Regions from separate parts of the Mus musculus genome. Here region 1 is linked to region 2. A link is a contact called in ENCODE Hi-C or POLR2A ChIA-PET data. All regions are on one chromosome and are shown on one strand. Each heading gives the region's core, a stretch centred on a gene start or an enhancer-like site at or near the end of the contact. The rest is flanking DNA. Distances are from core to core; before and after follow the strand shown.

The links. A loop is a pair of places that touch in the nucleus more often than their neighbours do. ChIA-PET counts read pairs that join two places held with the same protein, here RNA polymerase II (POLR2A).
Region 1: a map of left cerebral cortex shows a loop between it and region 2 (2.3-fold over the local background). The contact joins the promoter of Mpst here to the enhancer-like site in region 2. A Hi-C loop is called at or near these places in 2 of 37 maps with a recorded cell type or tissue (both left cerebral cortex). POLR2A ChIA-PET finds 5 or more read pairs at or near these places in 3 of 5 experiments (Patski and embryonic stem cell).

What each region holds. Positions count from the first base shown.
Region 1 is chr15:78,404,885-78,409,538 of GRCm38, forward strand. It overlaps Mpst (mercaptopyruvate sulfurtransferase), which reads left to right and starts at 1,828. Exons shown (of 3, transcript NM_001162493.1): 1 at 1,828-1,860. Tst (thiosulfate sulfurtransferase, mitochondrial) reads right to left here and starts at 981. Exons shown (of 2, transcript NM_009437.5): 1 at 355-981. The coding sequence starts at 949.
Region 2 is chr15:78,366,149-78,370,829 of GRCm38, forward strand. No RefSeq gene overlaps it. Among named protein-coding and RNA genes, the nearest start is that of Mir7676-2, 20 kb to the left of the region's middle. Within about 2 kb of position 1,390, at least 1 of the 3 ENCODE cell types and tissues checked has a DNase peak (open chromatin) inside an H3K27ac peak, as active enhancers do; it is left cerebral cortex, where a contact is called at or near this core.

The sequences.
Region 1 (4,654 bases), core at 578-3,077, 39 kb after region 2:
TCTGGGATGGAGAGAGTGGGAAGAGATTTGTAGACCTCTGTGCAGCCATACAAATGACTGCTTGTGGAGAGAACACCTTTTCGTACATCTACTGCATGTGGGAGCGCTGGTGCCTGGAAGTGGACCATGGATGGACAGGACCCCAGTCACCTAATAGGGGCAGCTTGTTAGCACCCGGCTATGGCACACAGGGCCCCCATGTATGAGCGCTATAAAAGACTTCAAGGTTGGCCGTACCCTCCCATTTTACAGATGGAAAGACAAGTCTACCTAGAGGGCCTGAGGGATCCAGGGGTTTTTTGATTCCCCATCCTTTTGTTGTGCAATCCTCCCAAGGGCCACTGGAACACCTACCTACTATATCCGGCTCCGGTTGTGTGCCCAGGTACCGTCCTTGGGCCCGAGAGTCCACCAGCTGGAACCTTTTAGACTGGAGATTCTCTAGGACCTGCTCATAGGTCTTGAGCAGGGAGAGATTCAGTGTGGCTTTGAAAACGGCTGGCTCTGGCCTCGAGGGCTCAGATGTCACCGGGTGGCCCTCCTTCAGCCAGTTCCGGAAGCCACCATTGAGCACTGACACTGTGCGGTGGCCAAACACACGAAACATCCACCAGACTCTGGGTGCATAGAAGCTGCCCAGGTCATCTCCATCGTATACCACCACATGTGTGTCGTTGCTTATGCCCAGGTTGCCCACATAGTCCCCAAAGTGGGCCTCACTGGGCAGCATCATCTCATAAGGCGAAGTCGTGTCCCGGCATTCCTCTATATCAAAGAAGGACGCGCCAGGCACGTGTCGCTCCTGGTACTCTTTGCGTGCCTGGCGGGTCCCGGGTGAGTACCAAGACGCGTCCAGCACCCGAAGGCTGGGCCCCAGGCGGCCAGACCGAATGGATTCCGCCAGCCACTTGGTGGATACCAGCGCCCGGTAGAGCACCTGATGTACCATAGTGTCAGTTCTGCGAGTCACCTGGCGCGGTTGGGAACCAGGAAAGAGACAGGCCTGAGAGGGCTGAGTGCGGTGGGCGGAGCCCAGGGGGCGGGGCTGTTGCTCCCACTACATTTTCCCAGCGTGCAATCGTAACTACACTCAGAGCCAGACTCACAGTGGGAGAGGTTGGCACATTCCCTAGGGAAAGCCTGCTCCACCCCTCCCACTTCCCCGGCGCCCTCCCTTTCTGGTGCCTAGGAGGGCAGGTGGGCGTGGCTAAGAGCTTCGGTGCATTACTATAGCAGCAAATTGGTGGGAGGGGCTGGCTCAGGACTCTGTCTTCAAGAATGGGAAAAACAAACACAAGTCAGAGATGGCCTTCCAGTCGCCTCTCCGGGCGCACTGATTACCCTTCTGCTTTCGTTTCTTGCAGCCAGAGTTCTCTGGCTTCTAGAATGTCCAATTCCGGTGAAAGGGCTCCAGGCACTCTGCCCTGCTTTCGCCAGGACCCAGCTAGCGGCTCCATCCTGGGCGGCTCGCTGCACTCAGTCGCAAAAGTAGCTGGGCTGGCACTCGCCCTTGCGCTCCGAAGAAGCTGGAGGGTTCAAACCAGGAGCCGGGAGGGTTCTCAAGTGGCCCGCACCATTGTACCGCCTCCCATGGGGGTGAGGAGAGAAACCTCTCTCGTAGACAGTCGGGATTCCGAACAGCTTCTGCGTCTTCGCACGGGAGTCTTGTTTGCCCCTCCTCGTATAATACTTCTCATACATAAAGGGGGCTATTTGAAGCTCGAGGTGACACTGGGGCAGCGCGCAACCCGGCTTCATGGCGCCTGCGTCCCCCGCAGTACGGGAAATGGAAGGTGCAACGTCTCGGAGTGGCCCAAACAGTGGGCTGTGCCCAAGTCTCCTCCCTTTGGCTGGCCGCAGGTTGGTGGCGGAAGGAGGGAACCTCTGAGGGCGTGGGGAGGGGGTGACATGGCGGAGCTGGGAAACGGGGAGCGCAAATCCCTGGTATCTGCTACCCAACGCGTCCTACTTGCTTTTCTGTGAGAGAGGGTGCTTCTCCGGGGGTGCATAGCGTGGTATCACGCGGGAGTGGAGGAGGGGATGCAGTCTATGAGAGAAGAGTTTCCAGGGCGCCTCTAATTTGCCTTAGGAAGACTGTCCGTGGCTGCTTGTGGCCGTCTGTGGGTTGGTGTGGGATAAGAGACAGGTGGGTAGCAGTGAGTGGATGGGGTTTGGAAAGACCTGATGCCTCCTGAGAAAGTTGGGGGGGGGGAGCAAGAGAATAAACAAAGCAATTCAGAGGAGCTGTGGTGAGGAGATCTAGCATGCCCCAAGAGGAGAAAGTAACAGAACGGAATAAAAATAAAACTAGCATTTATGAAGCCCGCCTTGCCGAGTGCCTTCACGACCCTGCCGGATTGAGCTGAACTCCCAACAGGAGAAACAGGTAGAGCCAGGAGGTGCCAAGGCACGTAGTGGAAAAGGGACTAATTTCTCACCTGAAGCCCAAAGTGGTGGGAGCTGCCTCGGTTTACCTGTCCATCCTTGAAGCCTTATGCTTAGTAGTAGTAGTAGTCGTCGTTGTCGTCTTGGGCTTCAGTTTTTACCACTTCATTGTAAATTTATATAAATCCCAATAAGCAAGATATCTGGAAATAGAGCATGGCTCCTGCAAACCAGCTGTACACCCCCTCTCTAGTCTATTCTGTTCCCCTGGAATGCTTTTCTCTTGAACTCCCCTCCCTGTTTTTTTGAGCATCTATCCTACCCTGAAATACTGTCACAGTGTGTTGCAAAAATTCACTGTCTAGCATTTTCCCAGCATACTCTGCACCTGGAGCTTGACAGTAGGGAAGAGAAGGTACCAGGAGGGTCTAGTTAGGGAGATGCTCTTCAGTGCCCGAACCCCCACCCCCCATGGGTGGGATATATAGGCTCACACTAACTTAGGATGGCCTGGGCCTGTCCTATATGTCCTGATGGACTTCCAGAGAGCTACTCTCCCCTGGGATCCTGGCCCTTCAAGCACAAAGAAACCTAGTCTCTTTCTGGTCTCTTCCCCTCATGAGCACTCATAGCCTAGCCTCTCTGACTCTCTTTCTGCTGCCTGGGGTCTTTTGTCATAACTGTCAATCAAGCAGGGAGGGTAGTGACCTCAGACCTTTGAAGTCCCACCCCCTGGAAGTCTAAGGCCAGCTGTAGACTCAAGGGCCATTAGGAGAGTAAAGGAAGGAATAGCAGGTTTGCATTCAACTTCCCTAAATGATCATTCAAAGAAGCTGTTTATAGGGTCAGTGGTGGCCCTTCTATAGTCACGTTTTTATTCTCACTAAGAGGTGGGTTTTGGAGTCTGGCATGGTGGTATATGCTTGTAATCCACCCACCCCCACTCCCCCACTCCCCCACTCTGGACTCTGAGTAGGAAGAGGAGAATTTCAAGTTCCAGGATAGAGAGTGAGGGAAAGTGCTGGGATGATAGCTCACGTGATTAAGCGCTTGCCTTGACAGCACAAGGCCCTGAGCTGGATCCCCAGAGTCTTCATAAACAACACAAGGCATGTTGCATGCCTGTGATCCAGCCCTGGGGAAGGAGAGACAGGTAGATCCCTAGGCTCAGTGACCAGCCAGCCAAGGTGAGTCCTAGGCCATGGGAAGTCCCCCATCCCAAAAATGATATAAAGTTAATAAAATGGCTGGTGCCTGGGGCCCCATCTGAGATCTGAGATTGTTCTCTGCCCCACCCCACCACCTTCACACAAGCGCGCGTGCGCACGCACACACACGCACACACACACACACACACACACACACAGGTTGGAAGTTCCAATATACGACACGTGACTCAGGAACCCTCACATACCAACATGAATCGCCCATACCATGTCATCTCTGCTCTCTGACTCCCAAACCAGAGCTGAGGAGGCAAAATTCCCAAGAATGATGTCAGTAAAGGGGCTACTGCTTCCTGAAAGGATTGTCCCACCTCAGTCTCCTTGCTCTCTGTGCACACACCCGCCCTCCTGTGTCCCAACTCTCACATCCAGCTGCATCACAAACACTAGTAAAGAGTTTCACTCTGTAGCCCAAGCCATCCTGGAACTCTCTCTGTAGACCAGGCTAGCCTCACACTCACAGAATTCGAGTGCTGGGACAAATGGTGTGTACCACCAGTGCCCGCCCGGCTTAGCCCTTATGCTTATCCCTAGGTATAAAGTGTGTCTGCTTCCCACGGAAGGCCTTCTGCCTTCTCTCTCCAATCCAGGCTAAGGTAGAGGCCTTGCTGTGCACACTAAACTCCAGAATTCCTCACTTGCACCATTGCTTGAGCTGCTCTGGGGCCTACCAAAGTCAAGAGTTCTCAATGTGTGCCCCCACCGCCACCCCACACAGGGCCTAGGCCAGTGATGCAAACCTATCCCCACTTAGTTTCTGTTGTCTATTTGTGGGGTTTTGTTGTTATTGTTGTTCTAGTTTTTGTTTGTTTGATTGATTGGTTTTGTTTATTTTGTTTTGAGCTGGTCTTGCTGAGTAGCCCGGGCTGGTCTGGAACTTCCTATGTAGACTAGGCTGGCCCTGACCTCTGGTCCTTCTACCTCAGGCTCTTGAGTATTATAGGAGGTACATCTACTAACTCAGGTAATTCAAAGCATATCAGGGAGCCTCGGTGGCTTTGAGAAAAAGATGACAGTACCTAACCTCTTAAGGGTGTTCCCTC
Region 2 (4,681 bases), core at 140-2,639:
ATGAAAAGGGAACTAATGATTTACTATAGGTGCAAGGAGAGATGATAAGATATTGACTGGGTTTTATCTGTACAAACTTCAACTTAGTTATGGTCTTTAACGCTCCATAAACCTGTTGAGCTTGTGACAAATAATGAATGTTCAGCCAGATAATTACTCTAAATGGATATGCATGTCAACATCCCCTGTTGTAAACTTCTTATTCAATCGATGATTTGACTTTATGTGTAAACTTGTGGTAGCTTTTTACCATGTGGTCATGTTTTCTGAAAGACCTGTAAGTGCTGAGGGAAAAGAAAGGGAAGATTCTTTTTTTTTTTTTTTTTTAAAGAGAGAATCTTTTCTTAGAGAACTTCCTTGGAGAACTTGTCACATATAGTCCTTAGAAATAAAGATTAAAATCACTTTCTCAAAGTGTCCCTTTTTCTTCTTGAGACTTCGAGTAGTAGGCTGGGAATTAGAGCCTCACAGTTCCTGTGGAGATAGAACAGGGCTACTCCACTTAATCTCCTTCTGTTTCACTGTGGTATGATGCCAGAGACTGGCAGGTTTCTGGTCTCAGAGGAACACAGACAGCCAGGTCAGCTACCATAGCAAACTGACTTAGATTTAAGACAGGTAAACATTTTTTATTATTATTATTAAATAGCAACCCTCAATATCTCACAAGACCAAGTCTTGCCCCCACCAATGCTCTTCCCCCTTGGCTACCTTCAAGAGAGAACAAGAAAGATGAATAGACAGGGCTGACCCCCAGTAAAAACCCATTGATTCTAGGTGCCCCGCAAAGCTAGAGATGGTGCGGTGAGCTAGGGGACAGGAGGAAACAGATCTGCCATTTGGAGAGACAGGGAAAGAGAACACTTGAGAGCACACAGACACGCATGCGCGAGAAGCACCCACACACATAAAGATAAACACATTTCTAAATTTAAAAGGTAAAAGCTAAGCAAGAATCTTTCTGATGTTTTCAGTTTAATGCTCAGTTTGATTCCCTGACATCTTGGAAGCTTTCTTAGCGGGGGAAACTGCTGGGCTCCCCAGAACACCACGTGACTTGGACACACACCCTTGAGAGGTGAATGTCCTTAGCCAGGGCTCATTAAAGCAGCGGCTCTCAACCTTCTTGATGCTGTGACCCTTCAATACTGTCCCTCATGTTGCGACCCTCAACCATAAAATTATTTTTGTTGCTGTTTCATAACTGTAATCTTGCTACTGTTATAAATTGTAATGTAAATATCTGCGGTTTATGGCAGCCTTAGGTGATCCCTATGAAAGGGTCATTTGACCCCAAAAGGGTCACAACCTACAGGTCGAGGGCTACTGCTCTAGAAAGACAAGCAAATAGAAAAGAAGGAGAGGAAATGGTGTCTGGGGGATTACTTTACGTGATTATGGACCCTGCAAAGCCTCAGCGGGCTCTCTTCAAGCTGGAGACACTGGGATTTCCTATCTTGGCTCAATACACATTTAAACACGTCCTGTAATGTTCAATCTAGACTCACAGGCTGGGACTAGGAGGTCTATTCCTATAAATCCTGCAGTTGGGACTGAAGGGGTTTTTGTAAAGGTGTGGTATCTCAGGGCAGCAGAAAGAGTGTCCCTGCTCCAGGAGAGGGAAAGATGTCTGTCCTCTGCCTTTTGTTCTTCTATCTGGGGTTCCAGCCTATTGGATGGTGGCTGCCCACAAGGGTGGATCATCCCAGACTCAATCCACTGACACGACAGTCTCCTCTGGAAACCCCCTCCCAGATACACCAGAAATGAAGCTTCCTAGATGGTCCCCAGTCCAGCCACATTGACACCATGGCAAGTATGGCTTTTAATATCTCCCAAGAGTGATGAGAACAACTCATCTGTGCCCACACATCAGCTGCAGGTGCCTTCTGAGAGAGATGGCTACTCCTTCCCTCTGCCTGTTAAGTCTGAGTCAAAAGCAGCCCACAGGGGAACGAGACAGGCCTCTAAGGAAGAGACTGTGAGAAACCTCTGCCATCTGGAAGAGATCTCAGAAGGGAACCTCGGTCATCCCTAGTGGACATTCAAACCTGGATAGAGAGGAGGTCTGTGTGGAGATCTCAACAGAACAGTGCCTGAGGAGTGGGGAGAGTTTCAAGGACTTGGGCCTTTCTCCTGGTTTCTAACTTGAATCCTGAATTGGGGCCTGGGGGAGGGGGTGCCCACCAAATCCCAAAGATGTGGTGGAAAGAAAGATAGAAAAAGCCAAAGGCATTTTTAAAACCACATATGGTCCGGAGAGATGGCTTGTGGGTAAAGCACTTCCTGCTGCTGAAGAGGACCTACATTTAGTTCCCTGTACACAGCTACCTGAGACACCAGCTTGAAGGGGTCTGACCTTCTTTTAGCCTCCAGAGGCACCAGCGTTCACATGCACAAATGCCACCTCCCATGCACACACATGCACATACATACATCTGTGTGTATGTGTTCTGTTTTCTAAAATAAAATGTGTTGCGTTTGTAATCAGATTTGTTTGTTTGTTTGTTTGTTTGAAGACAAGGGTCTCACTACAAAACCCTGGATGTCCTAGAACTCTCTATGCAGACCAGGGCTGGCCTTGAAATCACAGAAATCAGTCTGTCTGCCTCTCAAGAGCTAGAGCTAAAGGTGTGGCACCACTATCCATGACTTGTAATTAGATTTTTTAAAGAAAGCTATTAAAGATTCCTTGGTAGAAGAATGGATCAGGTAATTCCCTCTAGGGCAGTTACTTTGGTAAACCTCAAGCTTTCGGGGGCAGGGAGTGGGGGACAGTGGATCCTGGGGCCACCTCAAACCCCTATCTGAGGGGCCAGTTTTCTCCCCTCTGCAGCCCACTGAGGTTTGATCGGAATGGTGCTGCCACCTAGAGGTCAGCACCCTGCATTACTTCAACTCTGCGGCGTCAGACCCTCCCGCTGCAGATCTCTGAAGCCTTTGAAGTCTGGTGGTCAAGACAAGGAAAGAGCAAGCAGAATGAGCTGTGCGGGTGCATCTATGCAGAGCTCAGGGCCAAACGGAAACTCGGACCTCTTGTGCAAACATTGCAAGGAATTGCAAAACCCTAACTGTAGATAGAACATTAAACCTAGTGTGGACAGGTCCAGAGGTGGTGAGTTATCTCAACCGATTGCTCACAGTCAGTTAAAGATAGAACTCCATGTTCTACCCTCCCCCTTTTAACTAGTGCACTTGGTTAGTCTAAAAAGAAGAGGAGGAGGAGGGGGGATGAGGAGGAAGAGGAGGAAAAAGTAGTGTGAGGCTGTCCCTTCTTGCACACTTGTATTTGGGTGGACGCTAACAATGAATGCCTCTGTTGTGTTAATATCCAGATGTGAACAGACACACATGTTGGTGTACATGCCACAGTATTGCACACCTGTTTGTAAGAGCCACTATACCTCTGTTTAGCTACCGCAGCGACAGTGTGTATATATGTCCCTGTGTGCCACATAGTGCTCGTGATGAGAGCAAGCCTCAGTGTTCTGGAATGTAGGTCCTATGTCTCTGACTGGGACAGCTGGGGGACAGCAAGACACAGAAGTGCCATTATCTGCACTCAGACAAGTGGAACTTTGGCATGGCCTCTGGCAGCATGAGAGTGTATTCCCAGCAAGCCCAAATTCCAACTAAACAGCCAGTCCAAGGCAGATCCATGCTACTGGGGGCTGAGCATCTTACTCCAGCCAACACCGGGCACATGCTCCTGACCTCTTTTCCAGAGCCTTAGCTGACAAGGCTTGAATTGGACATTCCTTCCTTTGTCCCTCCCAGCTGGGCATGGACCAACTGCTATTCAGAGGGTCCAAGAACCTGAAAGCCATTCCTTTGAAATAGAACCAACAGAAACAGAACCACAGCTTCATAGCAGCCAGCAAATACAGATGACCTGACCACATTTGTCCCCAGAGTCCCCACTCTCCCCTTCTATACCCCCATTCATCCATTCAAAGGTCCAGCCAATCAAAAGGAGAAGTGAGTCACTTCCTCCCCTTTGTCAGTAATATTAAATCAAAAGGCCAGGAGGCCATTGTTTTTTGCCTCAATGGATCAAGCTGGTAGGTACAATGAACTCATCATACCAAAGTCCCAGGGCACCAGGTATGATGGCTAATCTTGACAACTTGACTGCATCTAAGATCGCCATGGAAATGAACCTATGAGCGTGTCAATGAGAGATGATCTAGATTGGGGTGATCAATGTATGAAGACTAATTAGCAGTGGTACCATCCTATAGGCTGGGGCCGTGGCCTGAATAAACAGGAGAGAGTACACTAAGCACTCACACTCAGCTCTGCTTCCTTCCCTGGGACTCTCAACAATTGGATTATGGCCACCCACAGAGGTGGACCTTCCCCAACCGCTTCCTGCCTGTGGATGCACTGTGGACAGCTGCCTCCTGCTCTGCATGCAGGTTTCCCTGGTCATGCTGGACTGTGCTCCCTGGAACTGTAAGCCCATGGAAACACTTCCTCTTGAGTTGTGGTCCAGGATTTTGTCACAGCACCAGACAAGTCACTACAAATCGTTCCTCTGACCTTAAGGAACAGCTACACTTCCAAGGCAGGATAGTGGGGCTCTCTCTGACTTAACCCTGAGCACAGCAAGGTCTCCTGAAGTCATCTGGGGGGCGGCCCAGGACTTTTTATGCTTTCCTATCTCCCCTGCAAGTGAAAT